Regions from separate parts of the Homo sapiens genome. Here region 1 is linked to region 2. Evidence: chromatin loops called from intact Hi-C (ENCODE). Cell type or tissue: PC-9. All regions are shown on one strand. Each heading gives the region's core, and the rest is flanking DNA. Links, peaks and the distances in the headings are about the cores only.

The links. A loop is a pair of places that touch in the nucleus more often than their neighbours do. Peaks named below come from ENCODE experiments on the same cell type or tissue, not always from the same donor. Only the 100,000 strongest peaks of a DNase experiment are listed, where the experiment ranks them.
Region 1: it touches region 2 in a loop (8-fold over the local background); 16 of 110 quality-filtered maps call a loop at or near these places.

Annotation. Positions count from the first base shown.
Region 1 is chr15:78,407,816-78,423,704 of GRCh38, reverse strand. LOC105370912 (a long non-coding RNA gene) reads right to left here. Exons shown (of 4, transcript XR_932506.3): 3 at 15,772-15,867; 4 at 12,353-15,105. Among named protein-coding and RNA genes, the nearest start is that of IREB2, 22 kb to the left of the region's middle. In PC-9, for the core only: CTCF peaks have their summits at 7,925 and 8,128 (motif pointing right); no DNase peak of the experiment used is centred there.
Region 2 is chr15:77,952,402-77,968,290 of GRCh38, reverse strand. No RefSeq gene overlaps it. Among named protein-coding and RNA genes, the nearest start is that of TBC1D2B, 120 kb to the left of the region's middle. RefSeq lists an enhancer at 7,386-7,931 and a silencer at 8,590-8,884. In PC-9, for the core only: CTCF peaks have their summits at 8,539 and 8,739 (motif pointing left); no DNase peak of the experiment used is centred there; H3K27me3 peaks cover 348 bases.

The DNA of each region.
Region 1 (15,889 bases), core at 4,138-12,137, 460 kb before region 2:
AACCTTGAAGATAAATATTATTAGCCCTGTTGTACAGAGAAGAAAACTGAGACGTGGAAAAATATAATCCCTCATTAGCACTCACTCATTAGTTGGTGGAACTAGGAAAAGTCGTTTTTGATAAGAGCAAAAGAAGAAAAAATGTCTAACGTTTAGGGCCCCTGCTAAGGGGAAGATGGGCCCAGGAGGGGCCTTGCACTGTGGTTTCCCAGATGGCCAGAGGACAGTGTCTAGGTGCTGGGAGGGATGTTTGGGGAGAGAGAGAAAAAAGGGTACAGGAATATAAAGGGAATTTGGGATGATGTGGAAGCCATGTCCCACTTAATTTACAGATTTCATAAACACTTTAAAATGTCACATGGCCAAGCGTGGTGGTTCACACCTGTAATAAATGTGAATAAAATAATAAAATTAAATGTCAGCACAAGAAGGGAAGATAAGAAACCATCTAGTTTAATAGCTTTATATATGAGCATGGGACTTGCTTAAATTCCCACAGTGAGTTATCCAGTGAAATAATGGCAGAGCAAGAATGGGAAACCAGATTGTGGGCCCCAGTCCCATATGTCTTCCACGCTCTTCTGCAGGCTGAACCAAATGGTTTGTGCCCAGAAAATAGGTGAAGTTCAGAAGTTACAGCTTGAGCTGCTGTTAGGCCTAGTGGCCTCCAGGGGGCAGCAGTAGGCATTGTCCCTTCCAGTGATGTAAAGAGAGACAATAAGCAGCGTCTGACCTTGACATCCGTAGTTAATAAAACACTGAGGGAACAATAAGGGATTGAAGTTCACACTGTATCCTGTAGCATGGCAATAAAAACGGATTTTTTTTTTAACATTTAAAACACCCAAATGGCCCTTTCAATCAAAGCCAAAGGGTCTTGCTCTGTCGCCCAGGCTGGAGTGCAGTGGTGCGATAGCTTAGTGCAGTCTCGACTTCCCATGCTCAAGCGATCCTCCCACGTCAGCCTCCCAAGTAGCAAGGACTACACGCCAGGTGTACGCCACCATGCCTGGCTAATTTTGTTGCCCAGGCTTGTCTCAAATCCTGGGCTCAAGCAAACCTCCCACCTCAGCCTCACAGAGTGCTGGGATTTCAGGGGCAAGCCACCATACCCAGCCTCAAAGCAGTTATTCTACTAGACTAGATGTCTATTCCAAATGAAGCTGTCCCTACTCAAAACATTGCAATCACTCTTCTTTTAGAGTGGCCTTCAGAGCTGAGACTGGACCAGAAGGGTCAGGCTTGAGGGTGAGCATCTGCTTTGGAGGCCATTCATCTAAAGCCTGTAAGACTAAAATCTGACTTTTTCAGGTGCCCTGGGCCTGTCTCCTACAAACTTCCACTCCTCCCCCACTGATAAAGAAATATTATCCTGGACTGGGCATGGTAGCTCACACTTGTAATTCCAGCACTTAGGAGGCTGAGGCAGGAGGATCGCTTGAGGCCGGGAGTTGGAGATCAGCCTGGTCAACAGAGTGAGATCCCGTCTCTACAAAAAATAAAGAAATTAGCCAGGTGTGGTTGTACATACCTGTAGTCCTTTCCTTGCTATTTGGGAGGCTGAGGTGGGAGGATCACTTGAGCCCGGGAGTTGAAGGCTGTAATGTGTTATGACTGTACCACTGCACTTCAGCCTGGGTGACAGAGCAAGACCCTATCTCTAAAAAGCACACACACACACACACACACACACATATATACACACACACACACACACACACACACACACACACAATCCATCCTGGTTCAGGCCACTATCATCTCTGCTCTGGATGATGACAGCAGCCTCCTAACTAGTCTCAGCACAACAGCCAGAGGATGCTGTTAAAGTGGAAGCCAGCTCATGTCATTCTTTGCTCAGAACTCCACACTGGCTCCCATCTTAGTCAGTGTAAAATTCAAAGTCCTCACGATGGCCTCCAGGGTCCTGATCTGACTCCTCCTCTTTGGCCTCATCTCCTACATCCTTTGCTCACTCTGCATTAGTCTCATTCCTTGCTCTTTGCTGTTCCTTTAACACCAAGCACAATCTCTTCTTTAGGCCTCTGCATTTTCAGGTGCCTTCTCCTAGATAGCCACATAGATTGCTCCTTCACTTTCACTGGGTCTCTGCTCCAATTTGCCCAGCTCGGTGAGGTCTTCCTGAACACCCAACATATATGGCAAACCCCAGCACCCCTTATACTCATTCTTTTCATTCCTCTCCGTAGCACTTATTGATACAGAATGGCTGAGCGCCCAGCTAAACTCCACCCTTAAGCCTGGAGCCATGGCCCTAAGTGAAAACAGCTGACCCCCTTTTTTTCCATGAAAATGTTGCTTGTTTGGTCTGCCCTGCTCCTCTCCCGTGCCCATAAAAAGACTTCAGCTGGCAAAGCAACACAAGCGGCTGACCGGTGGGGATGCAGGCTGCTGGGAGTTGGGGATACAAGAGGCTGAGCAGTGAGCAGAGAAGCAGCAACTGAGCGTTGGAGACTATGGATAGATGCAGCTAACTTCAGACAGTGCGGCTTCAGGGAAAGATCACCTTCTTCCCACACAATCCCCTTTCCAGCTCCCATGTTGCTGAGAGCCATCACCCAATAAAATCCTCTGCATACACTACCCTTGAACCCGTTCTTGTGACCTGATTCTTTCTGGATGCTGGACAAGAACCTGGGTGCTGAGAGGGCAGGGGCTTGGACACTGCTGCAGGGATGCACAGAGCCTGCTCTCACCAGAGAGAAGTGACTGGCCGGTTCCAGCATTCGTTCCCTCCGGTTCCTGTACTCGCTTGCACGCTCCCTCTCATGAGGAGTGGCCAGCGGTGGGCTGAGTGAAACAAGCCACTCCAGTTCCTGCCCACGAAGGGGGTCAAGGTCAAGGGAACCATCCCATCTCATTATCATGGTCTAATATGCTGCACATTTAACTCATTTGTTTGTTGTCTATTTCCTACTAGAACATAGGTTCCATGAGGCAGGGACTTGGTTGTTTTGTTCACTGCTGTATCCCCAGCCCCTAGAATTGGCACATGGTAGGTGTTCAATAAATATTTATGGGAGAAAAAGCATGAATCAAGTGATCCTGCAGGCAAGCTCAAAGAGAGACGCAACTTGTCTCTCTGAACCTGGAGTGGGAAACATCAGAGGCAAAGATACCTCTATTGATTCTGGTCATATTCACCTCTGTGACTTCCGTTAAGTGAGCGCTTAAATTTTCAAGTTAAAAAGGTTTTTCCCCATTGAGGGTGTATCTATGGTGTTGGCAGGAGGGATGGTGGAAAATTGCTCAAGCAGCAGCAAAAAGCAGAAGCCAGACAAGCTGAGGCTCCTCCAGTCCATGCGGTGGAGAGACCTAGGGAAGGTTTCTCATTCCTGGGTCAAATGTCACATAACCTAGTGCTTTTTCTCTCTTAGTTTTAAAACTGCCTTTGGAAAATTATGACAGTAAGAGAAATCTGACATAGTTGACTCCATCTTGCTTCTGACTTCCAAGCTGTTCTTGGTCATTCCTGGGTATAAGTCAAGTTAACCTTGGGAAGAATTCATAGTTTAACTTGAAAGCAAAGATGATAATAGTCCCTTCCTAAAACTAACTCCCTCCTCGCTCAGGGACTGACAACAGCCTATGTCAGACTAATGAAAAGCCATAAGAGGCTAGGTGCAGTGGCTCACATCTGTAATCCCATCACTTTGGAAGGGGGGGAGGTGGGCAGATTACTTGGGGTCAGGAGTTCAAGACTAGCCTGGCCAACATGGTGAAACCCCATCTGTACTGAAAATACAAAAATTAGCTGGGCATGGTGGCACATGCCTGTAATCCCAGCTACTCAAGTAGGTTGAGGCAGGAGAATCGCTTGAACTAGGTAGTTGGAGGTTGCAGTGAGCCGAGATTGTGCCACTGTACTACAGCCTGAGCAAAAGAGCAAGATTCTGTCTCAAAAAATAATAATAATAATAATAAATTTTTTAAAAAAGCCATTAGAATATGGGAGGGGCTTGAACTCTGCTAGAATGTAGGGATAACTTCTATAATCCCTAAAACATGAGCAGTAATGCTCAGGGGTCACGTGGCCAGAGGTCACAAGACTTGTGACTTTCCTAATTGCTCCTATAGATAACATCACTATTGTAGAACCTAAGATTAGATTTTTTTGAGATGTTTTCCAGACTGACCCTACCTGGACTCGTGACTCATGACTCAACTGGTCCTGTGGCCCCACCCAGAGGCGGGCTCTGTGCATGAGGACTGCTTTCCACACCCTTGTAATTTCATCCCCAACTAATCAGCAGTACCCATTCCCTAGCCCCCTGCCCACTAAATTGTCCATTAAAACCCTAGGCCTCTGAGCCTTCAGGGAGACTGGTTTGAGTGATAACTCTAGTTCTCCTGTCTGGGTCAGCCTCGTGTCAGTTAACTTGCTCTACTCCAATGCCACAGTTCCAGTGAATTGATTTTGTCTGTGCAGCAGGCAGGAAGAACTCATCTGGTGATTGCAGTTTTAGGACCCAGAATACCTTTGTGTGTTCTTAAAACAAGAAGCTTTGTCCCTGGAAATGTAATGACTTGATCCTGACATTCAGAGAGAAGGGAGATTAACATAATGTTCATGGAAGGAATTGAAGTTTGGTTCCATAGCTCAGAGCATGCCACATCCCTCTCCTATGTTCTCCCTTTCCATGCCCTCGCCATCACCTCATGTGGGGCTGGATTTCCCTGGCCTCCTGACTCTATCTGTAACAGCCAGCTGAGCTTCCTGAGGCACCAAATTGATGACAGCCACTTTCCTGTTCAAAACCCCCAGTCTGTGCACAAAAGATCAAAGTCTAAACTCTAGCTCGGCTGGGCGCGGTGGCTCATGCCTGGAATCCCAGCACTTTGGGAGGCCAAGGGGGTGCTGATCACTCGAGGTGAGGAGTTCGAGACCAGCCTGGCCAACATGATAAAACCCCATCTCTACTAAAAATGCAAAATTTAACCTGGTGTGGTTGCGGGCGCCTATAATCCCAGCTACTCGGGAGGCTGAGGCACAAGAATCGCTTGAACCCAGGTGGCGGAGGTTGCAGTGAGCTGAGATGGTGCCACTGCACTCCAGCCTGGGTGACAGCAGGAGACTCAGTCTCTAAATAAATAAATAAATAAATAAATAAATAAATAAACTCTCCAGCTTGATATTTGAGCCCTCTCACCTTCCTGGATCTTCTGCGTCATCTCACTGAGTCATCTGCTTTCCAGGGGAAGCAGGCCCTGAGCTTCCCCACATCAGCCTCTGTTTCTGCTGTTCCACCCTCACCCCCCGTTCATCTCCCATGAATGCCACCCCCTTCCTCTCCAGCTAGGCAAACCCACCCATCCATCACCCTGCACCCTTTTTTTCCCTGAAATCTTCCCAATCTTTCACACCTCAATGTCACTGCTTCTCTCTCAACATGGGTGACATCATTATTGCAGCCTTCCTGACAGCTCTTCCGGCAGACCCATGGAAGGGCTCTTTCAAACCAGGCACTGCTGAGCAAAAGGGAGGCCGGGTTGGAAGGATTTGGCAGGGCTACTGAGGACCCTTCAGCACCACTGCCTCCCACTAGGCCCATCTCTTGAGGCCCTCCCCCAGCCTCTTGGCCTTTGAACTTTCAGAGCCCTGCCCTACACATTCTGCCTGCTCTTTGTCACCCCATTCCCCGAGCTCAATCTTTCATAATGTAAGCATCTATCTCCCAGCACCGGGTATATCTGTAGTATTGAACTTTTTTTTTTTTTGAGGCAGGGTCTCGCTCTGTCACTCAGGCTGCAGTGCAATAGTGTGATCTCAGCTCACTGCAGCCTCTGCCTCCTGAGTTCAAGCAATTCTCCCACCTCAGCTTCCTGAGTAGATGGGACTACAGTCATGTGCTACCACTCCCAGCTAATTTTTGTATTTTTAGTAGAGACGGGGTTTTGTCATGTTGCCCAGGCTGGTTTTGAACTCCTGATCTCAAGTGATCTGCCTGCCTCAGCCTCCCCAAGTGCTGGGATTGAGGCATGAGCCACTGCACCCAGCTGCGTTGAACATTTTCTATTTTTCATACAATTCAGCCCAAAACATAAGCCCACTACTGTATCTGGTACTCAGCTGAAGAAGCTGCTGTCTATCTATGCTGGAGGAAGAGCTGGCTGTATTGATCTTATTCAAAGATATTTTTGTCATGCAATAATGCAATATATAGAAAACCTAGAGGATTTTCAAGGTCATTTTGACTAAATAGGATTTTTACTTTAAATGCTGACTTTAGAACCTATGCCTGTATAAGATGTGGCTCTGCTATGCAGAGTTTGTGAGATTATTAGGAAGTATGACTCCATTTGGAAAAATAGCTGCTCTGAATAGGTAGAGACCTTTGCAAACTGTCTCTGAATCCTAGGATGTCTTCTCCTGTAGGGCATGAGCCTTGGGAGGAAGCTGGGAGCTGATTCAACTGATGCGACAGTGTTCTGACCCCTTTTTGTCAAATGAAGCAAGTGAGGCCTGAAGGAAATAATGTATACAGTGGTCCATTTCCAAGAAAATGTGCCTTAAATCAGCTTAGGTTAGCAAACTACATAAGAAACAGGATATACTAGGCCCCTGCTTGGATAGCCGATGCCTGCTTGTTGTGCGCAGCCCCCTCACCACCCCCTGCCGCCTTAGTTGCCCTCACCCGAACCAAAGAAGTTTAGTCTAAAATGAAAGTTTATTAGTCTGCAAAATAGCTTGCTTTGTCTGTTCTTATCAGCCTGCCCAGCTACGTAGGTCGTAAGTCAAACACTTAAAGAGCCCCTGAGCTAACTAGGATTGCGATGCATTGTGGGCTGCAGCAAAATGCAGCAAGACAACCCTAAAGAAAACACCTAAAGCCCCTATCCAACAACCAATAGACGACGTCCAGGAAGATTGTGACCCCACAGTACTCAAGCCTATGAGGAACAGGGGAAGGGACCTGCTCACTAGGGTATAAATTGCTTGTTAAAACTGTGCTGGGTGTGTCTGCCCATCAGACACCCAATCTTGCAAGACTATCATTAAAAGTCTCACTTTTGCTGATCTCCAGGTCTCCGAGTTCATTCTTTGGGTTTGGACAGGTAAGTTTGTTTCTCACAAGGCCCAGAGAAAGGAAGCGACTTATCGGAAAGTCTGAAGGAGAAGACAGCAGGTGAGACCCAGCTTGGCAAATTGTCACAATCAGGACACCACCATGATCAGATACCACGACTGCTGCTGCTAGCTGAAGAGTCACTCTGTGCCTGCCACCATCTATACTAGTTAATGCCTCATGCTCTGCTTCTTAATACACATAAAGCGTGTGACTGGACACTGGAATTCTCAAGGGCCACTGAAAAATCAGCAGACCCAGCAGAAGTATGGCCTCCTCCTCACCTTCCGTGCAAGCCCATCTGATATGCTGAGCCCAAATCACACCACAAATCCTGCTACAGGGGAGTCTGGGAAATACAGATCTGAGCTTTCCAGCTTCCTCAGTGGAGGAAGGAACACAAGGAGAATGAAATTGATGCTGAGCACCAATTCATCATTATAAACTTGTTTCTGTTAAACAATTAGCTGCAGTAGATTCAGATTCAAGTGTCTACAAATCAAAACCCCTGTCCCACACAGGTTCTGTCTCTGGTGAGAGTGTCCCTTCTCACTTCCTCCAGGAGATGCCTGTTCCATTGTGTGACAGACTGTCTATGAAGATGTTTTCTTTTATGTTGAGCTGAAACCTGTGCTCATCTGGTTCTCACCTGTCCCAACTTTGCTTTCTGGGACCAAACAGAATGCATCGACTCCTGTTTCCTTTTAACTGCCCTTTGGCGATCCGAAGATGGTGATAGTAATGTTCCCCATACTGTTCAGCAGCGCTGAAAACACTGGTTTCCAAATGAAAAAGCACTGAGGCAAGCCAGGCACCAGTGTAAAGGTGAAGAGAGTTGTGGCATTAAAGAGATGACAAGGGCAACCATTCATTGTCTTCCACTGAGGGGAGAATATATTCACCTTGTCTTAACAAAGGTAAAAACCACAGCCAATCCACAACTCCCAGGCTACTAAGAGGCTGTAGAAACCAATTAATTCAAAATGCATTATATACCATGCGCTAAATTGGTCACCAGAGGGAGTCTAGGTATAACAGGATCTTTGGCTAGAACCATCATTATGACAGTTTGTATTTGGAGAGCTTTTTCCTTCTCTCATCCAAAGGAGTCCCAGCACCTTGCCACCACCACCTGTCTCATTAATGAACACACTATCTCAAGTGAGCGAGGCAGGTGGCCAGTCTCATTATCTCACTTTTTAAAGAAGGGCACCTAGAGGTCAAGTGACTTTTGTTTCACAGCACGCTAATTAAAACCTTCTGTAGCTGTTATTCGCAAGTTCATGGGCTCCTTAAAAGCTTTGTCAGTGATTTCAAAAGCCTATTTCACTTACTGACTGCTTTAACACTCCCATTAAGAAGTGAAGTGAAAAACAAACCAAAAAAGAGCAGTTTTGTTTTCATTCTGGTTATGTATGAATATGTCAAAGGATTTGGTTAAAAAAATTAACTGCCTACTGAGGCAGGATTTATTCATTCACAATCTTGCTGGTTTCTCACTTTGAGTAAATATTATGGACTATACAAAGACCAAGACCTTGGCCCCAAGCAATTACATTTATGGACTATAATTAAATGTTATGAACTATAAAAAATCAGGACCTTGGCCCCAAGAAATTACAGGTGGGAAGGCTATAGGGGTGGGCTAGAGGAGGATAAAGCCATTTTTGGCTGGGGTGATATGGAAATGCTTCGTAAAGAGATGGCAAAGGATGGGGGAAAAAACAAAGAAAGCAGTGGGCATTCATTCCCTACTGTGGGGCATCCTGGGCACCTGGCCAAGGCGTGCTGGATGCCCAGTTCTTGTCCTGCCTCCTGCTCTGCTCCCCAGGCTCTCACAGATTCTGGTGCATCCCACCATCTTTCCAGCAAATTCCATTTTGGCTTAAGCCAGCCTGAGTCTCTGGGCGGTACCAATGAGTGAACAAAGTCCTGGAGGAGGAGAAGACCAGGACTTTCAGTGGATTGGACAGAGTAGATTTGCAATGGTAAGGTGTGAACTGCCAAATCTTCTTCCAGATGGTTCCAAGTACCAAACTCACATTTTAAAAGTGTGCTGCCATCATATAAAATGTGACCATTGGAGGAAGCTGGGTAGAGGGTACATAGGATCTCTCTGTATTTGTTTGGCAACTTTCTGTGAGTATAATTACAGCAGGTCCTCAGGTAATGTCATTTTGTTCATTGTTGCTCCATTTTGTTTCATTATAATGTTGATGAGAAAAAAATGGATTCCTGGCTGGGGTCACTGTCTATAGGGAGTTTGCACATTCTTCTATATCTGCCCGGGTTTTTTCTCTACTTTCTCTGGCTTCCTCCCACATCCCAAATATGTGCACATGAGGTGAATTGGCATGTCTACATTGTCTCAGGACGAGTGTGTGTGTGTGTGCGTTTGTGCGTGCACACACCCTGCGATGAGATGGTGTCCTGTCCAGGGTGGGTTCCTACCTTGCACCCTGAGGGGCCAGGATAGACTCTGGCTGCCTGTCACCCTGAACTGGAATAAGCAGGTTGGAAAATTAATGCATGAATAAATTAAAATTATTTTAAAATAAAAATTTGGCTGGGTGCGGTGGGTCATGCCTGTAATCCCAGCACTTTGGGAGGCTGAGGCGGGTGGGTCACGAGATCAGGAATTCAAGACCAGCCTGGCCAACGTATTGAAACCCCGTCTCTACTAAAAATACAAAAATTAGCTAGGCACGGTGGCGGACATCTGTAATTCCAGCTACTTGGGAGGCTGAGGCAGGAGAATTGCTTGAACCTGGGAGGTGGAGGTTGCAGTGAGCCAAGATTGAGCCACTGCACTCCAGCCTGGGTGACAGAGCAAGACTCTGTCTTGGGAAACAAATAATAGTAAATAAATAAATAAATAAATAAATAATAAAAATTCATGAAGTGTATGATAATCATCCAGAAGTTCAGCAGTATACACTGCAGTACAAAAGTGCTCAGCAAGCTCTCTGGATCTGAGATTGTTTTGGAACTCCAACTCCATGGTGGTAGGAGGTGCTCCTTACAATGTTGACTTTGCAAACATTTGTTCCTTGATTTTATTTTTTAACATTTTTTATTTATTTATTTTTATTTATTTATTTTGAGACAGAGTCTCTCTCTGTTGCCCAGGCTGGAGGGCAGTGGCATCATCTCAGCTCACCGCAGCCTCTGCCTCCTGGGTTCAAGCAATTCTCATGCCTGAGCCTCCCAAGTAGCTGGGATTACAGGCATGAGCCACCACACCCAGCTAATTTTTGTATTTTTAGTAGAAACGGGGTCTTGCCATGTTGGCCAGGTTGGTCTTAAACTCTTGACCCCAGGTGATCCACCCACCTCGGCCTCCCAAAGTGCTGGGATTACAGGGGTAAACCACAGCGCCTGGCCTTTTCCTTGATTTAACCCATCACTATGACGGCTGTCACACACTGATTCGCCAAAAATGGGGTAATTGCCTACTTTTTTTTATTACTCTTTGTTAAATGCATGTATAGCTCACATTTATTTTGATGTTTAATATTATAAGTGTTTTGGGTCTTTATTTAGAAGTTTGGTGATATTTTAATGACCAGAAATGTGCCATAAGAACTTAACTCTTATTTCTATCAATTAGCCTGTAGTGGCTGGGCTTGGTGGCTCACACCTGTAATCCTAGCACTTGGGGAGGCTGAGGCAGGCAGATTGCTTGAGACCAGCCTGGGCAACATGGTGAAACCCTGTCTCTAAAAAAAAAACAAAAATTAGCTTATAGTAAAATTGGTTTTCTTATACATCATTTCACTAAAGTCATGGGTTACAAAAACCTATTGACAACATTAAGTGAGAACTCACTGTATTTTTAAAAAGGTTTTTTGGGGTTGAGGGAAGGCTGAGGCAGGAGGATCACCTGAGCCCAAGAGTTCAAGTACAAACTGGGCAACATGGTGAGACCCCCCCCCCCACTCTACTAAAAATAAAAACTTAGCCAGGCATGGTGGTGCCTGGAGACCCAGCTACTTGAGAGGCTGATGTGGGATGACAGAACAGGTGAGGATGTGAGAAATTGCCTCCTGGATCCACTACTGCCTGAAGTTTACTCTTACAAACTGCTGGGATGTGATGTGTGGGTGTGTTGGCCCCAACTAAAAAGGCCAGGGGAGAGGTGAAGGGACAAAGATGGTGTCTTCGTCCTTTTGAACTGTCATAACAAAATACTATAAATGAGTAGTTTAAACAACAGATTAACAAACGTATTTCTTTTCCTTTCTTTCTCTCTATTTTTTTTTTTTTTTTGAGACAGGATCTTGCTCTGTTGCCCAGGCTGGAATGCAGTGATGTGATCTCAGCTCACAGCAACCTCTGCCTCCCTGGCCCAAGCAAACCTCCCACCTCAGCCTCCTGATTAGCTAGGACCACAGGCCCAAGCCACCACATCTGGCTAATTTGTGTGTGTGTGTCTTTAATAGAGATGGAGTCTCACTATGATGCCCGGGCTGGTCTTGAACTCCTGAACTCAAGCATTCTCCCTACCTCAGCCTCCCGAAGTGCTGGGATTACAGGCATGAGCCACCTTGCCTGGCCAGAAATGTATTTCTCTCCGCTCTGGAGATTGGGAAGCCCAACATGAAGGCGTTGGCATATTCAGTGTCTAGTGAGAGCTCATCCTCTGGTTCATGGATGGCGACTTCTCACTGTGTCCTCACATGAATGACAGGGACAAGGCAACTCTCTGGGGCCTCTTTATAAGGGCACAAGTCCCACTTATAATCCTTCTATATCACCACATTAGTGATTAGGTTTCAACATCAGAATTTTGGAGCAATAAAACATTAGCATAGCAGATGGGAAGAACAATAATCAGATGAATGGATAAATGGCTGCTCACCGGTCATGCATGAGACACTGAGCCAGGGGCCACGTGTGGATTTCATTTAATCCTCACATCAACCCTTCCTGGCAGGGAATATCATCTGCCTCTACAGATGGAGAAAAGAAGCAAAGTGACTTGTCTTAGCTAGTAGGTAGCAGAGGTATGATGAATGTACAGGTCTGTTGGCTAAAAGCCAGTACCGCGGCCACCAGGCACTGCTCCACCCCAACCTGCACCTCCAGCCCCTCCTCAACTCTAGGGGCACAGACTATTTCCCCTCAAGGTACTAAAAAGTCTTCACATTACCTCATTATACCCTATCCTGTTTCGTTTTGTTTTTTCATCTGTAGCTGTTTGATTTACAAAACAAAAGCAGGAAGCCACTCAAATATCCATAAACAGATGAATGAATATACAATGACATTTTACAGCAGAGTGTATTTATCAGCAATGTAAAAAGAATGAACAATTCATATGTCTACACTGATAATATCAAAATAAGCATGATGACAGAGCACCCAGGGATTATAAGAGGAAACACTTTATTACATCAGTCCAAAAATTCCAGAAAGTGGAAATTACTCTATTGTACAGCAAAGTAAATCAGTGGTTATCTGGAAGGCAGAGAGAAAGACTTTATAAAAGGCTCCAGGTAAATGTAAAGGTGATAGATAAGTTCATTATTGTGACTCTGATGATGGTTTCATGGGATTACATGAAACACAAGACTTATACTACAGCTTAAATATGTGAAGTTTATTGGATGTCATTTATACCTTTTATTTTATTTTGTTTTTGAGATGGAGTCTCACTCTGTCGCCCCAGCTGGAGTGCAGTGGCACAGTCTCCGCTCACTGCAACCTCTGCCTCCCAGACTCAAGTGATCCTTCCCATCTCAGCCTCCCGAGTAGCTGGGACTACAGGCACATGCCACCAAGACTGGCTAATCCTATCCTGTTTTAAGTGAAATTGCCCCTGCCCCATGCTCCTGGCCACAGCTGATTGAATTTGGTGTGGTCGCCGCACCTGAGGGCCAGCAGTCCACAGCTGTCTACCACTGGTGCAATACCGCGGTGCTGGACCCACTGGCATGTATGTTACTAATTTTGATGAATCTTGCCAAATTGCTTTCCACAGAGCTTGCACCACTGGATACCTCCGCTTCCCTATGCCCTTTGATAACCATCTGTTATCAGGATTATTTTTCTTTTTTTTTTGAGATGAGGTCTTACTCTGTCACCCAGGCTGGAGTGGGATCATAGCTCACTGTAGCCTCGACCACCTGGGCTCAGGTAATCCTCCTGCCTTAGCCTCCCAAGTAGCTGGGAAAACAGGCACACACCACCGTGGCTGGCAGATTTTTTTTTTTTTTTTTTTGAGACAGAGTCTCGCTGGAGTCAGGATGGAGTGCAGTGGCGCGATCTCGGCTCACTGCAAGCTCCGCCTCTCGGGTTCACGCCGTTCTCCCGCCTCAGCCTCCCGAGTAGCTGGAACTACAGGCACCCGCCACCACACCCGGCTAATTTTTTGTATTTTTAGTAGAGACGGGCTTTCACCGTGTTAGCCATGATGGTCTCCATCTCCTGACCTCGTGATCCACCTGCCTCGACCTCCCAAAGTGCTGGGATTACAGGTGTAAGCCACTGTGCCCGGCTGCTAATTTATTATTATTTTTTTTTTTTTGTAGAGAAGGGGGTCTTACTATGTTACCCAGACTAGTCTCGAACTCCTGGCCTCAAGTGATCCTCCTGCCTTGGCCTCCCAAAGTGCTGGGATTACAGGTGTGAGCCACTGGCCAGGATTTTTTTTTTTTTTTTGAGACGGAGTCTCGCTCTGTCACCCAGGCTGGAGTGCAGTGGCGCGATTTTGGCTCACTGCAAGCTCCGCCTCCTGGGTTCACACCATTCTCCTGCCTCGGCCTCCCGAGTAGCTGGGACTACAGGTGCCTGCCACTATGCCCGGCTAATTTTTTGTATTTTTAGTAGAGACGGGATTTCACCGTGTTAGCCAGGATTGTCTCGATCTCCTGACCTCGTGATCTGCCCACCTCGGCCTCCCAAAGTGCTGGGATTACAGGCATGAGCCACCGCGCCTGGCCAGGATTTTATTTTTTTAAGAGGGTCTTGCTATGCTGCCCAGGCTGGCCTCAAACTCCTGGGCTCCAGCAATCCTCCCACCTCAGCCTCTCAAGTAGTTGGAACTACAGGCATGAGCCACGATGCCTGGCTTGTTATCAGGACTGTTGATCTTTACAATTCTCAGGGTAATGTTTTAAAAATCAGCTTTATCAAGGTATAATTTCATATGATACCCAGGTAGTTTTGATTTGCATTTCCCCCTTTAAGAAATGAGGCTCCACCTCGTTTCATAAGCTTAAATGATGAGAAGATTTCACGGTCCCTCAAGGAGAAATACTGTCCTGCTTGGTATCTTACCTTTGCACAAATTCCCAGTTTGTGCCAGGCAGTAACACACCCTGTTTATCTTAAATTCCCAGGTACAGTCGTTTGGGTCTTCACTGGTTTTAATCCTAAGGCTGTATGAGCTTCATGTACATTATCCTGTCTGTTGCCCATAACACTTCTATGAGATGATGATGATGATTTCCATTCTAAGAATGAGGAAGCAGAGGAGACACAAGTAAGCCAGAGGCAATGCTGGGTTTAGACCCTGGTTGGCTTGAGGCCACAGCCCATAATCTTCTCACTCTCTCACTCCAACTTGAATTGGAATCAGACCACCAAGACGCCCACCACAGCTTGGCCATTAGTTGCTGTGAGACAGTGAGAAAATCCCTTCCCCTTTCTGGTCTCTGTGCAATGAGTGGATGGAGTTGCTGACTTCCATGAGCTGGATGGGAGAACAGGGCAGGAAATGATCCAGGACTGTGAAGCTGTCAGTCTCCTCCTTGTTCATCAGAGTGAGTAAGTAGCAAAGCAAAGGAAAAGCAAAACTCCCACTCCCCAAAATGCAGGCAGCATCCATTCAGTCCTGAATTCCGGGGAAAGGCGAGAGATGGGGACAGGTCCATATTTCAAGCGTTTATCCAACATATGCAGGGCAGGCCAGCCTCCTCAAGAGGCTTTCTTTGTCCCAGGAACAAATTACAAAGGCAGGTGGAAGTAGTTATCCTCGTTGAAAGAAACAGGCACAGGAACTTGCTCAGAGGCCCTGAAAGATGATGAGAATGAAAACCAGATTTCACAGGGTTAAGGGAGCAAGTAAAGGAGAGCTCCCATTTAGTTTTAGAAACACAAGACACACATTTTAAAGAAGGGGAAATGAGGCATAGACAATCACATGACTTACGCAAGGTCACACAAGTTTTAACATGTGAACACAGGTCTGTTGATTCCCAACGTGATGTTCACCATCTCCTCATCCCCCTGCCGATCAGCCAAGCTTTACCCACCTACCCATGTGCAGGGAGACTTGAGAAGGCCTACACTGCTGGAGAGGAGCAGTAGGATTTAAGTCTTGATGACGCTAATAGGATACATCTGCTGGGCTTCCTAATTTAATTGGACTGTTATTACTTGCACACTGATGATGCTGTTGAATACTTTGCCTTTGGATGTTTGGTTAAAATGACTCTGTGTTTTGCCCCACCATTTGCCGGAATCTGTAGGGACAGAACTATACTCTCTAAAGAACTGTACTCTCTACAGAACTATACTCTCTAATTGTTCTTTGGAACAATTCCAAAGGTGTGGTTCATCCTGGGAACACATGGGAATTTTTACCCACAGTTTATAAAACGTCTCCATCCTTTCAAGCCCCTCTCGGCTGTCCTAGTACATGAACTATATTTCCCCAGGGAAGCTCAGAGAAGCTCACCTCTCTCAAAGGTGCCACTCCATATTGACCACAGTTCTGGCTGCATTCTGTCATTGGGGTGGGTGGATGAGCTGTGCTGGGTCGAGCCTGGTGGTGCTGAGAAATGAGGAAGGCAGTG
Region 2 (15,889 bases), core at 4,223-12,222:
ATTAGCTGAGTGGGGGCGGCAGGTGCCTGTAATCCCAGCTACTTGGGAGGCTGAGGCATGAGAATCACTTGAACCCAGGAGGCGGAGGCTGCAGTGAGCTGAGACTGCACCACTGTACTCCAGCTGGGGCAACAGAATGAGACTCTCAAAAAACAAACAAAAAACAGAAATGCCATCTTATTACAACACTTAGTTCAGCCATCAAGATTTACAGCCATAATAATGAAAACGTGGAATGTGGACTTAATCCAAATATGTTAACACAAAATTGGGATGAAAGGTGAGGGGACAAATGCACATACAGGAAGTGATGCAAGGGTGCTAAATCCCAACCTTCCAGATAATATCTAAACTGGAAAATCAATAAATGAGAGTCTAGCAATGCTTTTTGGAAATAGGAAAATAAATACAAGAAAAAGCTAACAGTGTTAAGTTTGAAGGTGGTTGCCTAGGAAAAAGCAATGGAGAGTGGGGAGAAGTGGGGCAGGTGTACAATGCTCTGCTGTTGCCATATTCTATTTTTTTTTTTTTTTTGAGACGGAGTTTTTTTTGCTTTTGTTGCCCAGGCTGGAGTACAGTGGCACGATCTTGGCTCACTGCAGCCTCTGCCTCCCGGGTTCAAGCAATTCTCCTGCCTCAGGCTCCTGAATAGCTGGGATTACAGGCATCTGCCACCACACCCAGCTAATTTTTGTATTTTCAGTAGAGAAGGGGTCTCACCATGTTGGCCAGGCTGGTCTCCAACTCCTGATCTCAAGTGATGCACTCACCTCAGCCTCCCAAAGTGCTGGGATTACAGGTGTGAGTTACCGCACCCGGCCAGTAAGCAAGGTCTGATGGGACAAAGGAGCCTGCGTGTGAGCAGAGGAGACACAGGCAATGTCTGTGTCCACCATTCCTTGCTGCCCCACTTGCATCTCACATTTACTTTGGTCCAGACTGCTGGGAGGCATGAGCCACCGTGCCCGGTCCTTTTCCCATTTTTAATTGGATTTATTTGTAAGAGCTCTTTGTATATTAAGAAAATTATCTCTTTGTCACAATAGTTGTTACTATTTCTCAGTTTGCTGTTTTCTGCTATAGAAATTGGAAGTTTTTATGCAATCAAATTTGTTAATCTTGTCTTTTTATAACATCTGAGTTTTGTGTTAGAAAATCCTCTGCCCACTCCAATGAAGTGAAATTCACGTGGTTTTCACTAATTAACCTCTTTAATCCAGATACAGAAATGCAAAGTTAAGTTTATCTAGTGAATCTTATCCAATACCCTGATAGTATCTTTATCAGTCCAGACTGACCACATGCAAACAGCACCACCTTCAGGCCAGCCTGAGAAATCTGCACTAAGCCCCCGGATGCAGAACTCCAGGCCACAACCCCTCCAGTGATTTTTTTGGGATGACATTATATTAACAAAGATGGGTTTCCCGACGTGTCCATCCTTACCAGGAATGGAAATGTATGCAAAAGGGAAAAGATGCAGGGGAGGATGGGGATGCACAGCTAAAACTTTCCAGCAGTCCATGAGTTCATTTACCTCTCTGTTCCTAAACTATGTCAACCCTTCACCACAAGAACTGGCACTAGCTTGTTACTGGAGAGTCCTAGAGAAGCCATCTCCTCTGTGTCTGATTCTGGGAAGCTGGTCCTTGCCAGTGTCAACTATCCTACATGAGACAGAGAGAAAGTCACACTTAAGACCAATATATGGTGAATGATCCTACTGAGAAGGGTCCTGGTGGCTGAGGCAGTACCCTAAGACCAGCCTGCCACAGTGGGGCAAGCCTGGAAACAAAGCGAAGTTCAAGGTTGCTCCCCCAAGAGATTCCTTTCTCTATTGGCCAAACCACAGGGGTGAGAGAGGCTCTGTTCCACCAGGAAGCATTCTTGGTTAAAAGCTTGAGAACTAATCTGGCTAACTTAAGTAAAAGGGACTTATTGAAAGACTGTCAGGGAACTGACAGAATAGAAGGGAGCTGATGGATCAGGCTTGAGAACAGTTAGGACCCAAGAAACAAAGAGGAAGGCCCCAAGAACCACAATAACAGTCTCTTAGCAGAAACAGTTCAGCCTCCCCACCCCATGACCTCTGGTGGTGCTACAACCATCTCGTTTCCCCACCTTTCTCACTCAAATTTCCACGTGCAAGGAAACAGCATTGGGTTGGCTGAGTAAGTCACATGCACACTCCCTGGATGCAGCAGGGTGAGAGAGGATATGATCTGGCTCCTAGCTTTTCTTACTAAGACCTCACACAAAGGCAGATTCTCCACTCTGGAGACTGAAGGCCTATCAGGCAGAAACAGTGTCACTACTTGTCTTTTAGACTCTGAGCAAGAAGGGACTTCGCCCCAAGGAATGCTAAGCCTAAGGCATTTGGGGGCCCTTAGCTCATCTAGAGTTGATGAAAAATGATGTGGGTGGGGACGGGGAGAACTGCTCCATAACAGTTCTTTCCATAACAGTTTTGATTGGAGAGTTTAGTCCATTAACATTCAAGGTGATTATTGATCAGTAAGGACTTACTCTTGCCATTTTGTTATTTGTTTTCTGGTGGTTGTGGTTTTCTCTTTCTTCTTTCCTCCTTCCTATCGTCCTTTTGGTGAAGGTGATTTTCTCTGGTGGTATGATTTAACCTCTTGCTTTTGGTTTTTTTGTGTATTCATTGCGTATTTTTTTTTTTTTTTTGAGGTTACCACAAGGCTTGCAGTACTATCTTATCACCCATTGTTTTAAACTGATAACTTTACGCTGCTTGCATAAAGGAACAAACAAACAAGCAAAAAGAAAACTTACCAAAACTCTACACTTTAAATTTGTCCCTCTGCTTTTTAACTTGTTGTTGTTTCTAGTTATATCTTATTGTACTGTCTGTGTCTTGAAAAGTTGTTGTAGTTATTGTTTTTGTTTGGTTCATCTTTTAGTTTTTGTTGTTTTTTTGAGACAGAGTCTTGCTCTGTCACCTAGGCTGGAGTGCAGTGGCACCATCTCGGCTCACTGCAACCTCTACCTCCTGGGTTCAAGTGATTCTCCTGCCTCAGCCTCCCAGGTAGCTGAGACTACAGGCGCATGCCATGACAATGCCCAGCTATTTTTTTTTTTTTTTTTTTGTATTTTTAGTAGAGATGGGGTTTCACCATATTAGCCAAGATGGTCTCGATCACCTGACCTCGTGATCCACCCACCTCAGCCTCCCAAAGTGCTGGGATTACAGGCATGAGCCACTGTGCCTGGCCTCATCTTTCAGTCTTTCTACTTAAGAGCTGTTTGCACACCACAATTACAGTGTTATAATACTCTGTGTTTTTCTGTGTACTTACTATTACCAGTGAGTTTTGTACCTTCAGATGATGTCTTATTCCTCATTAATGTCCTTTTGTTTCTGATTGAAGACCTTCCTTTAGCATTTCTTGTAGGATAGGTCTGCTGGTGAAATCCCTCAGCTTTTGTTTTTGTCTGGGAAAGTTTATTTCTCCTTCATGTTTGAAGGATATTTTCGCTGGATATATTATTCTAGGGTAAAAGTTTTTTTTTTTTTTCCCTTCAGCCCATCACGTATATCATAGCACTCTCTCCTGGCCTGTAAGGTTTCCACTGAAAGTCTGCTGCCAGATATATTAGAGCTCCATTGTATGTTATTTGTTCCTTTTCTCTTGCTGCTTTAGGATCATTTCTTTATCCTTGACCTTTGGAAGTTTGAATATTAAATGCCTTCAGCTAGTCTTCTTTGGGTTAAATCTGCTTGGTGTCCTATAACCTTCTTGACTTGAATATTTATAGCTTTCTGTAGGTTTGGGAAGTTCTCCATTATTATCCTTTTGAATAAATGTTCTACCTCTGTCTATTTCTCTACTTCCTCTTTAAGGCCAATAACTCTTGGCTTTGCCTTTTTGAGGCTATTTCTAGATCTTGTGGGCGTGCTTCATTGTTTAAAATTTTTTTGTCTCCTCTAATTGTGTACTTTCAAATTGTTTGTCTTCAAGCTCACTAATTTTTTCTTCTGCTTAATTGATTCCACTATTAAGAGACTCTGATGCATTATTATGTCAACTGCATTTTTATCCCCAGAATTTCTGCTTGATTCTTTTTAATTACTTCAATCTCATTGTTAAATTTATCTGATAGAATTCCAAATTCTTTCTCTGTGCTATCTTTAATTTCTTTGAGTTTCCCTGAAACCACTATTTTGAATTCTCTGTCTGGAAGGTCACATATCTCTGTTTTTCTATGATTGGTCCCTGGTGCTTTAATTAGGTTGTTTGGTGAGGTCATGTTTTCCTGGATGGTCTTGATGCTTGTGGATATTCAATGCCTGAGCATTGAAGAGTTAGGTATTTATTGTAGTCTTCTCAGTCTGGCAGTGCATTACCCTTCCGGCTTTGATATGTGCCAATACACATGGAGTATTCCCAGCCAGAGAGACTCCCTCAAGCCTCAGTGTTCAGGGTTTTTACTGGAACTTCATCACAGAGGCATGCTTGATTGTCCATGTGGATCCTCTCAGTTTTCAGTTTCCAGTCCTTCCAGGGGTGACCTAAAGCCCAGACTCTAAATCTCTTAGTCGGATTTCCTGGCCTGGCTAGACCCCACCCTAAATCTCATTATTAGACTATCCATTATGATCCAAGATCCCCAGGCAAAGATACTCCTATTAGGCATTATGTGTCGAAGATTACCTCCCAGGAGTCTAGGACAAAGGTCAGACCTCTTTTTGGTCAACGTTAATTTTTATTTGAAACTATACAACATTGCCATCACTCTGTTATCCTTTCTGTTTTGTCTTCAAAATAACCCTAATTGGTGGGTAAGGATATTATTATAAACAAGATCTCAAGAGGGAAGACGCTGGGGCAAGGTTGCACAGTCGATCCTGGACTCATGGTACAAGACTCTTTCCACTCTCTGAGAGCCCTGAGTCCTGAGAAGATGGAAACAAGGTGTGTATATGTGTGTGTGTGTGCACATGTGTGTTTGTGTGTGTAAATGTACATCTAATGAGTATGTGTGGATATGTGTATGTCTCTGTGCGTTTGTGTATATATGTGGATGTTTGTCTGTAAGTATGGCTGTATATGTGTGTATCTGTTCAGCGGTGCACACCTGTAATGCCAGCTACTCAGGAGGCAGATGAAGGAGGATCACTTGAGCCCAGGAGTTTGAGAGAGAGAGAAAATTTCAATGATCTTCCTGCAATTAGAAGAAGAAACCTGGGGCTGGACATAAAAAGACAAAGCACAGCATAAAGAGGCAGAGAAATATCTGATGAAAAACAAGTGACCAAGAATTAATTAGTTCATCTATAAAGAAATATAGCACTTTAGCAGCAGAATACAACTGGAAAATAATTTCTTCTAGAACCATGATAACTGTCGATCACATATGTTAACTGCCAAAACGTGCAGGACTCTGTGCAGCAGAACTGGCGAGTAAAACCATCTATCTTTTTTTTTTTTTTTTTTTTTTTTTTTTTTTTTTTTTGAGGCAGAGTCTGGCTCTGTTGCCCAGGCTGAAGTGCAGTGGCGCAATCTCGGCTCACTGCGAGCTCTGCCTCCTGGGTTCATGCCATTCTCCTGCCTCAGCCTCCCGAGTACCTGGGACTACAGGTGTCCACCACGCCTGGCTAATTTTTTGTATTTTTAGTAGAGACAGAGTTTCACCGCGTTAGCCAGGATGGTCTCGATCTGACCTCATGATCCCCCTGCCTCAGCCTCCCAAAGTGCTGGGCTTACAGGCGTGAGCCACCATGCCCAGCCAAAACCATCTTTCTTAAACTTATTATTCTACAAGTGGCATTTAACTCTTCTCAATCAAGATTTCACAAACCTATCTCCAGCTTCCAGATGGTGAGGGAAAGTGTGATGAGATTTTATGATAAATCGTGCCTGTCTCTGAGCCCATCTCCTCCTGTTGAAGAGAAGGAAAATGAGGTGAGCACATTACAGCCCTGCCGACAAAAGTCACAAGATAAGCAAATAATTATTATTTAAAACCAGAGAGTCCTATAATTTATTCACAAATGCCACACATTCTATATTAGATCTTTCAGTTCAATTTACTTGTATTCTTTGAAGCAAATTTATAAGATTCAAATTATTCAGAAAATGCTCCCAAGGTAATAGAAGAAAATACTTTAACCACAGGAAGTATCATGCTACACAATATGGTGTGGTGGTGAAGGGTGCAGGCTCTAAAACCAGAAAACACAGGTTCAAGTCCTGGCCCTACCACCTTGGCAAGGTTACATGGTCTCTCTGTGCCTCCATTTCCCCATCTAAAATGTGGGAATGACAATAATAGTGTCTATTTCACAGAGCTGTTTTGAGGAAAATAATATATGTAAAGCACTGTGAACAGCAGTCAGTGCTATATAAGTGTTTGCTCTAGTTATTTTAACATTTCAGATGATAAATATCTACCCAGTTATTCAGATGACAAGCGTCCCTAAGCTGATAACATGATGAAGAGCTTTTGGGTTTCTTAATTTCCATCAGTTTTGTGAGGGAAAAAATACCACAAGAAGAAGAGCAACTGAAGCAGGCGTGAGGAGGAAACTTGGCTTAAGATTGGGGGGCTTGGGGTTATTAGGCTTTCATCTTCTAAAATGTCCTAAGCTCCACTGATAAGAAGACGCTTAATATCAATCTAGCTAAAAAGGACCAATAGGCCCCAAAAGACACTGAGTTAGAGACAAAAATAGCAGGGTAATAAATGAAATATGGAAAACTACACAACCAGAAAAATAAACAGCTACCAGTACCCAAAACGTGGTTAAATCTCACAGGATTATATTGAATGAAAGAAGCCAGCCACAAACGTGCACATACTGATTCCATTTATATGAAGTTCAAGAACAGGTGAAACTAATCCATGGAATCATGTGAGATTTAGCCATGTTTTGGGGACTGCCAATATGGCACTTTGAACAATGTGTGGAAAGGACAGAAAAACAAAAGAAGAAAACTGAGGTAGGTGGCTCCCTCAAGCCCTTTCATAAGGTCACTAATCCCATCCATGTGGGGGCTCCTCCCTCATGACTTAATCATCTCCTAAAGACTCCACCTCCTAATGCTATCACATTGGGGTTTAAGTTCCAACATGAATTTTGGAGGAGACACAATCATTCCAACCATAGCAAATATACTTTACTAAAAAAGAAGAAAAAAGAAAAATCTTGTCTCTAAACATAATATTTTCAGTTTATATATTTACAGCCCAGTTTTCCACTTGCTTACATACATATTTGTGACCACGAATGTCATTCTTAACTGAGAAAAGTTTCAGTAAGTTAATTTTTTTCTCACATTATCTATGAATATCTTATTCACATAAAACCAAATTTCTAACCTAGATTTTAGGTTGAGACAGAAACCCATAGTCATTAGTTGCAATGTGAGAATGACAGAGAGATATTAACTAGCAGAATCCAACTATAAAAATAAATTTAAGAGCACAATTCTCTACTCAATGTAGAGTTGTACTCTACTAATGACTCCCCCAGACAAATCATTACTTGGATAGCAATGAATCAACTAAAAATGGAAGTGAGAAAAGTTAGAGTCCTTTTTGCAATGGATGGATGTTTATGAGACTATTAAGTGAAGAGGGTTCAGAAACAAGGGGATAAAAGGCATGCTAATTTGGGGTTGAATGGAGTAATGAGATGATCTTGGAAACATAAGAATTGCGCTTAATGGGACTTGTCTACTTGCAATTCAATAAACCAATATACGTAAATTCAAAGAGACAAAGGACATGAGCACTCAGAACAAAACCATAGGAATACGGCCAGGTGCAGTGGCTCAGGCCTGTAATCCCAGCACTTAGGGAGGCTGAGGCGGGCAAATCACCTGAGGTCAGGAGTTTCTGACCAGCCTGGCCAACGGGGTGAAACCCCATCTCTTCTAAAGATACAAAAATCAACCAGGCGTGGTGGTGGACGCCTATAGTACCAGCTACTTGGGAGGCTGAGGCATGAGAATCACTGGAACCAGAAGGCGAAGGTTGCAGTGACCTGATTGTGCCACTGCACTCCAGCCTGGGCAACAGAACGAGACTCCGTCTCAAAACAAACAAACAAACAAACAAATAAAAATTTGCAGGAATAAATGTAGCAAAGAGGCACCAGAGTTGATATAAGGGTCACTGTTCCACATCTGACATCTTTAATTCTTGAGTCATGGAGATGGCAAGCCAAGAACAGAATCTTCTGACTGGAAGCTAAAACCAGCCTTTGGGATGGGTTCAGAGAGACTGTTCAGACTCAAGATGCCAAGGCAGATGTTGCCTGGTCGAAAATATCACGAATGCAACAGCATTTTCAAAAACAGTGGGCCTTGGGGAAAGAAAACGCTGTGTGTTTAAAAAGAAAAAAACAATTAAAAGAATAGAAACAAGGAAGAAAAAGTGATCAGACAGTAGGGTGACCAGAGGTTCTGGTTTGCAAGGTACAGCTAAGGTTATGACTATCCTGGTGCAATTATGATAGTGCCCCCTTTCACTTTCCGAAGTGTCTGGATTTGGATGATAAAGCATATGCTCACCCTACCAAAGAGAGGAAATTAGCCGGACGACCCATGTGTCCATTTTAAACGGTGTGGGCTGATCCACAGCTGCGTGCCGCTGCCCAGCTGAGCGGTGTGCACCACCTCTGCCTCGCCCTACCCCACCCTGCCCGAGTCTCCAGGAAGGCTGGAACAGAACCCTCGGTTCCCGCGCGGCTCTGGTGCCACCTGCAGGTTATATGGGGGAACTGCTTCTCCCCACCCCAACCCTGGACAGACTTGGACTTGGCCAAAAGACAGAGCACGCGAAGCCCCGGCAGGGGAATGGGCTGGACCCAACAGTGAAGTTCACGTTACAGAATCAGAAGGGCCCAGCTTAAACCAACAAAGCCCAGCTCCTCCTCTTCCTACCCACTCCTGTCCTGTCTCATTTTGTAGAAGGGAAACTGAAGCCTAATTCAGATTTTTCATTGGTAGGATTGTGAAGCATACAGCTGGAGCCTCCCAGGTGCCATTCCCCACATCTCTGTCTTTCCCCTAATACGTTAGGATAGTGGGGAAGCAAGCGAGCTTAAGCTTACTAAGCTCCTACTGTGTACTGGCCAGAGTGGGCACTTTTCTCTCCAGCCTTGCAATTGATGGGAAATAGGTGATTACACAGCTAGGATACAGGATTAGAGTGGGCTAGCGATGTGCTTACAGTCTCTCAGCTGAAACTGGAACCCAGTGTGAATATGTCAGTCTAAATGGAGAGCTCTATGCATGTTCCTCTCTATTCCCTTTGTTACCAATACCAATTCCCAAGGCAGAGCCCCAGGAGGGCTGGCCTGAAGGACCTGGAGGTTAATAGAAAACAGCTCAAGAGTGGTGTACACGTCACTGGACTTTGGATTTCCCCTGCTGTGTTGGAGCCTGTGATTGCTTCCGGCAGTAAACTGAGGACACTGTAGGGTTCACCTTCTTTTAGGGATCATAGTTCTGCTCGACCTGTTCTCCAATGTCCGAAAACTATTGTTTTATATATGTTGTTCCATTTTTCTAGTTGTTCAAGGTGGGAGGCAAATCTGGTCCCTGTTATCAATCATGGCCACATGTAGAGGTTGCAGGATGTTGTTTATATATCTTTTTTTTTTTTTTGAGACAGGATCTCACTCTGTCACCCCAAGTGGCACCATCTCAGCTCACTGCCACCTACACTTCGTGGCCTCAAGTGATCCTCCCACCTCAGCCTCCCAAAGTGCTGGGATTACAGGTGTGAGCCACTGCGCCCAGCCTAAAATTGTATCTTTCTTATTATCAGTGAAGTTAAACATTTTTTCCTGTGTGTCAGTGGCATTTGCATTTTTCTTTGAACTTTCATATATTTTTTCAATTTTTCTTAGAATTGTTGGTCTTTGTCTTCTCTACTTTTAGAATAGAATGAATATGATATTAATCATACTTCGAATTGTGGCCATGATGGAGTACCTGAATTGATGATGGTCTCCCAGCATAAACAACTACAAAGCTGGACAAAGTACATGAAGAAATTGTCTTCAGGCATTGGGCAATAGGCAGTTCCAGGTACAAACTGAGAGAAGGGAATCACATGAAGTGACTGCTACATTTTTCTGGTGGGGAAAGTTTCCAAACCCTCAATGACAGCATGAGGAAGCAGAGTCCAAGCCAAGAGGATCAGTCTTGTTTGGTGGAGGAAACAGGGACTGCCACTCAGGGCTGCTAAAATGTGTGTGGCAGAGTATCAGAAAGGACGGAGTTGCAGAGAAGGAGCCCCAGAAATCTTATAGAGGTTGTTGCAGGTCCTTGGCCAAATCCCAAACTACGAATGTGTGGATTGAGACTCTGCAAGGCCCAGCACAGAACAGCCGATGGGGAGCTGAAAGCTAAACATCGATTTCAGTGGTCACAGAGTGCTGGGGATACACCCGAATTCTGGCTCAACCAGAGTCTCCACTCTTGGAATCTCAGGTCTTGATGAATATCCCAGACATTCACAGAGGGCCTAGAAGGCCATGCCTTGGGATTAAGGAAGATTCCCTAGGAATAAGGGCAAAACTGAAAAACAGCTCACCCTAACAAAGCCTAAAATGTAGCCTTGACACACATGATCAAGTTAACCCATCAGTAATTTAATTCCCTGCAAAACAAAACTCAACACTAGAGTAGGATAACATAATCCATATCTCTACAATGAAGGTTCACAATGTCCAACAGATCAAGAAATACTTACTAGATAAGTGAAAAAGTGAGAAAATACATCCTAAAATTAAGAGAAAACCAGTCAATACGAACAGACCCACCATGCATGGTGGCTCATGCCTGTAATCCCAGCACTTTGGGAGGCCAAGGCAAGTAGATCACTTGAGCTCAAGACTTCGAGACCAGCCTGGGCAACATGGCAAAACCTCATCTCTACTAAAAATTCAAAAATGAGTTGGGTGTGGTGGTGTGTGGGGGTCCATAACCCCCAGGCTGTGGGCTCTACCAGTCAGTGACCTGTTAGGAACCAGGCTGCGCAGCAGGAAGTGAGTGGTGGGCAGCGAGCATTACTGCCAGAGCTCCGCCCCCCATCAGATCAGCAGGCATTAGATTCTCCTAGAAGTGTGAACCCTAATGTGAACTGCACATGCGAGGGATCTAGGTTTCACACTCTTTATGAGAATCTAATGCCTGATGATCTGAAGTGGAACAGTTTCATACCGTAACCACCACCCCCAACCCCGTCTGTGGAAAAATTGTCTTCCACGAAACCAGCCAGGACTGCTGGTGGCATGTGCCTGTGGTCCCAGCTACTTGGAAGGCTGAGGTGGAAGGATGGCTTGAGCCTGGGAAGTGGAGGTTGCAGTGAGCTGAGATCATGCCACTGCACTCCAGCCTGGACAACAGAGTGAGACCTTATCTCAAAGAAACAAACAAACAAAAAGGGCCAGGCATGGTGGCTCACACCTGTAATCCCAGCACTTTGGGAGGCTGAGGCAGGCAGATCACCTGAGGTCAGGAATTCAAGACCAGCCAGGTGAGGTGGAGGTTGCAGCAAGCTGAGATGGCGCCATTGTACTCCAGCCTGGGCTACAAGAGCAAAACTCCATCTCAAAAAAAAAAAAAAAAAAAGAAAAAGAAAAAGAAAAGACCCATAAATGGCTCACACATTAGAATTATTAGGCAAGAGCTTTAAAGTAACTGTACATACATTAAAGAATTTAGAGAAATATCAACACCTGTGAAGGATGGTGAAAAAAGAATAGAGAGAAATAAGTTTTAGTATAAGTATGTCCTAAATATGCATGGTACGTACTTACTAAAAAAAAGTTGATTTTTTATCAGAAATCTAAATTCAACTGGGTGTCCTATATTTTATCTAGCATCTCTACCCCAAAGCCAAGCAGGAGAGAGTCCAGAGTCCTATCTTCCAGCAGGTGACCTAGCCTAGGACAGGGCCTGGCCAGGGGCAATTGTGCATTGGATGGGTTAGAGATGCCAGTCATTCAATGTGTCAAAGGTTTGCCAGACCTGCATAGAATCAATATTATTTTTAATATTTTTGTCTAAAGCAACTTTACAAATTTTAACCTTTTATTTGGAAATATAGATTCAGAGGAAATTTCAAAGATGGTACAGAGAGGTTTCATGTACTCTTCACTCAGCTTCCTCCAAAGGTTCTATTTTGTATAAATGTAGGACAATATCTAACAATGTCATGTCTATGCCATTTAATCACATATGTAGACTCCTTTAACCACCACTACAATCAAGACACAGAACTGTTCCACCACCATGAAAATCCCCCTCCTGCTATTCCTCTGCACTCATTCCTGGCTCTTCCCCTCCACTATTCCTACTCCTGGCAACCACTAATCTGCTTTCTGTCTTTATAATCTTTTCACTTCAAGAACATTATAAAATGCAACAATTAGCCAGGCGTGGTGGCACCAGCTTGTAGTTCCAGCTACTTGGGAGGCTGAGGCAGGAGAATCACTTGAACCTGGGAGGTGGGGGCTACAGTGACCCTACCACTGCAGTCCAGCCTGAGAGACAGGGTGAGAATCTCTCAATGAATGAATGAATGAAGGCCTGGCACGGTGGCTCACACCTATAATCCCAGCACTTTGGGAGGCTGAGGCAGGTGGAACTGTTGTGGCCTTGAGTTTGAGACCAGCCTGGCCAACATGGCAAAACCCTGTCTCTAGTAAAAATACAAAAATTAGCCAGGCATGATGGTGCGTGCCTGTACTCCCAGCTACTTGGGAGACTGAAGCATGAGAATCACTTGAACCCGGGAGGCAGAGGCTGCAGTGAATCGAGATCATGCCACTGCCCTCCAGTGTGGGCCACAGAGTGAGAGTTCATCTCAAAAACAAAATAAAACAAAACCAAAGAAGAAAAGAACATTGTATAAATGGAATCACACAGTATGTGGCCTTTTGAGACTGGCTTTTTTTTTTTTTCTACTCAGCAAATGCCCTTTGAGATCCATCCAAGTTGTGCATGTTCCTTATTGTTTTTTTCTGTTTGAGATGGTGTCTCACTCTGTCACCCAGGCTGGAATGCAGTGGCGCGATCTCAGCTCACTGCAACCTCCACCTCCTGTGTTCAAGCAATTCTCCTGCCTCAGCCTCCTGAGTAGCTGGAATTATGGGCACCCATCATCATAGCTGGCTTTTTGTTTTTTTGTTTTGGAGATGAAGTTTTGCTCTTGTTGCCCAGTGCAATGGTGTGATCTCAGCTCACTGCAACCTCTGCCTCCCAGGTTCAAGCAATTCTCCTGCCCCAGCCTCCTGAGCAGCTGGGATTACAGGTGCCCGCCACCATGTCCAGCTAACTTTTTGTATTTTTAGTAGAGATAGGGTTACACCATGTTGGTCAGGCTGGCCTCGAACTCCTGACCTCAGGTGATCTGCCTGCCTCGGCCTCCCAAAGCACTGAGTTTACACGCATGAGCCATCATGCCTGGCTCCCTTTTTATTGTTGAATAGTATTTCATAGAATAGATGTAGCAGTTTGCTTAACCATTCACCTATTGGGGAGTATTTGGTTGTTTCCAGTTTGGGACTATTACAAATAAATCTGCCATGAACAATCATGTATGAGTTTTTGTGCAAAAATCAGTTTTATTTTCTGGTACAAATGCCCAGAAGCAATTGCTAGGTCATATATTGAGGTGTATGTTTAACTAAAGAAGCTGCCAAACTATTTTCTAGAGTGTCTGTAAAATTTTATATTCCCACCAGCGATGTATGAGAGTTAGTTTTGTCTGCATCCTCACCAATATTTGATACTATCACTATGCTTGATTTGAGCTGTTCTAATAGATCTGTAGTAATATCTTACTGTGGTTTTAATTTGCATTTCCCCAGTGGTTAGTGTTGAAGATCTATTCCTGTGCTTTAAGTCAACTCATTTTTAAAACCTAAATAAATGTATTTAAAAAGGAAACTTTTGCTTTAGGAGGCCAAGGCAGGTGAATTGCTTGAGTCCAGGAGTTTGAGACCAGCCTGAGCAACATGGTGAAACTCCGTCTCTACAAAAAACAAAAAAAATCCAGCGTGGAGGCATGCACCTGTGGTTTCAGCTACTCAAGAAGTGAGGCAGGAGGATTGCTTGAGCCTGGGAGGTCAAGGCTGCAGTGAGCTGTGATTGCATCATTATACTCCAGCCTGGGTGACAGAGCAAAACCCTGCCTTAAATAAATAAATGAATAAAAGGAAACTTGTGGTTAGTGGTTCTCAGAGTGTGGTCCCTGAGCCAGCAGCATCAGCATCCCCATCAGCTGAGAACTTGTTAGAAATGCAGATTCTCAGGCGCCACCCCAGACCTCCTGAATCAGAACCTCTGAGGCGTGGGTTCAGCGACCTGTGGTTTAACACGCCCTCCCGGTGAGAATCGGTCTCATTCACTACAGATAGAAGGAAATGGTAAAAATCAATTCATCCGCATATCGCCTAAAATCCTCCTGTGGGCCCCAGGTTGGCACAGCACACTTTTGGGCAGGAGCCCCACTCACAGAGGCCGTGACAAGAATGCTCCTGCCCCTGGGGTTGTGCAGTGACAGCTCACACAGCTCCACGTGGCGGTTCTGAGTTTGGGAAGCGCTGATGTAGTCCTACTGCAGCCCTTCCTGCCCTTCACCGGACTGAGGAAATCCAGGCTCTGAGGAGGGCGAGACTTGCCCAAGGTCACCCAGCAACATGGTCAGTCTCCTTTCCCAGGGCCCTCACAATGCGTGGCCTGTTTAAAGCCTGCCTCTATTCACTGCTGAGTGAAAAATCCAGCTCCAAAGTAGAATATGGGGAAGGATACTATCTTGTGCAGCTTATGTTTATAGCTGCAGATACATGAGAAAAAAAGTCTGAAAATACTGTTGAAGTAGTTACTTGGGGAGAGAAGGGGTTTGCTGGTTTTTGTGTTTTTAGCTTTTATATTTCACAATTTTTATCACAATGTTTAGTTACATAATCAAAATTTATTAAATGTTAAAAATTGACATGAAGCCTGATCCAGCCACAGCCTATCATTGGCAGAGCCAGGAAGCCTTCCAGATACAGCAGCCCTGCACCTGCCCCCGGTCACACCCTGGGCCTGGGCACATGCTAGGTCCTCTGTCTGGACACCCTCACCCCCTGGTGGCCTCCACGTCAGTACCCACCAGCACCTCCTGTGGGCGAGGGCCGCCCCTGCATCCAGCCCTGGGCACCCCCTAGCCCAGAGGGCACCTCATGGTGTGAGAGTCCACCTGCCTGTCTCTAAAGAGAGGAAAGCTCCTTGGGACATGTGTTCTGCTTGACCCATCACCTCTGGCCTGGTACAGAAAGGTGGACAGTGGGTATTTGGTGAATAAATGAATGAATGATTGGAACGAACCCCCTAAATGGTGATTTCCTGAGGCCCTTCTCCAGCTGGCCCAGGTGGAACCAGTTCCACGTTTCACAGGAAAGCCAGGTGTGAGGAGTGGGGCAGGTGTGTGTGAGGGGCCAGGTTCTTGAAGGCTGCATGGAAACGGAGCTGGTGGCAGGTCTGGGGGTGGCAGTGCTGCTGTAGGAGCCTCAGGGAGGGCTCATCCCTGGAATCCCCCAGGGTATCCTAGTGCCCCCAGCTGCTGCATGGCATGAGAATTCCTGGCTGGTGGGGGACACACAAGGACTTGTTTGGATTGGCCACCTGGTCCAGCCCAAGGAGCTGCGCCTCCAGCACCTTGGGGGAAAAAAAGCACTTTTGATGTGTGACAACAGCTGCAGGCAAGGGGAGGGAGAGGTGTGCTGGGCCTCGGCCTTAGAAGCCAGAAGCCAGTTCATGCCCCTACTTGGTCTACGTGGGAAAGGGATGTGGCCTCGGCTAGCTCTAGGGTCCTGGGTTATGGAAAGGGCCCTTCCTTATGGACCCAGTGACTTAGG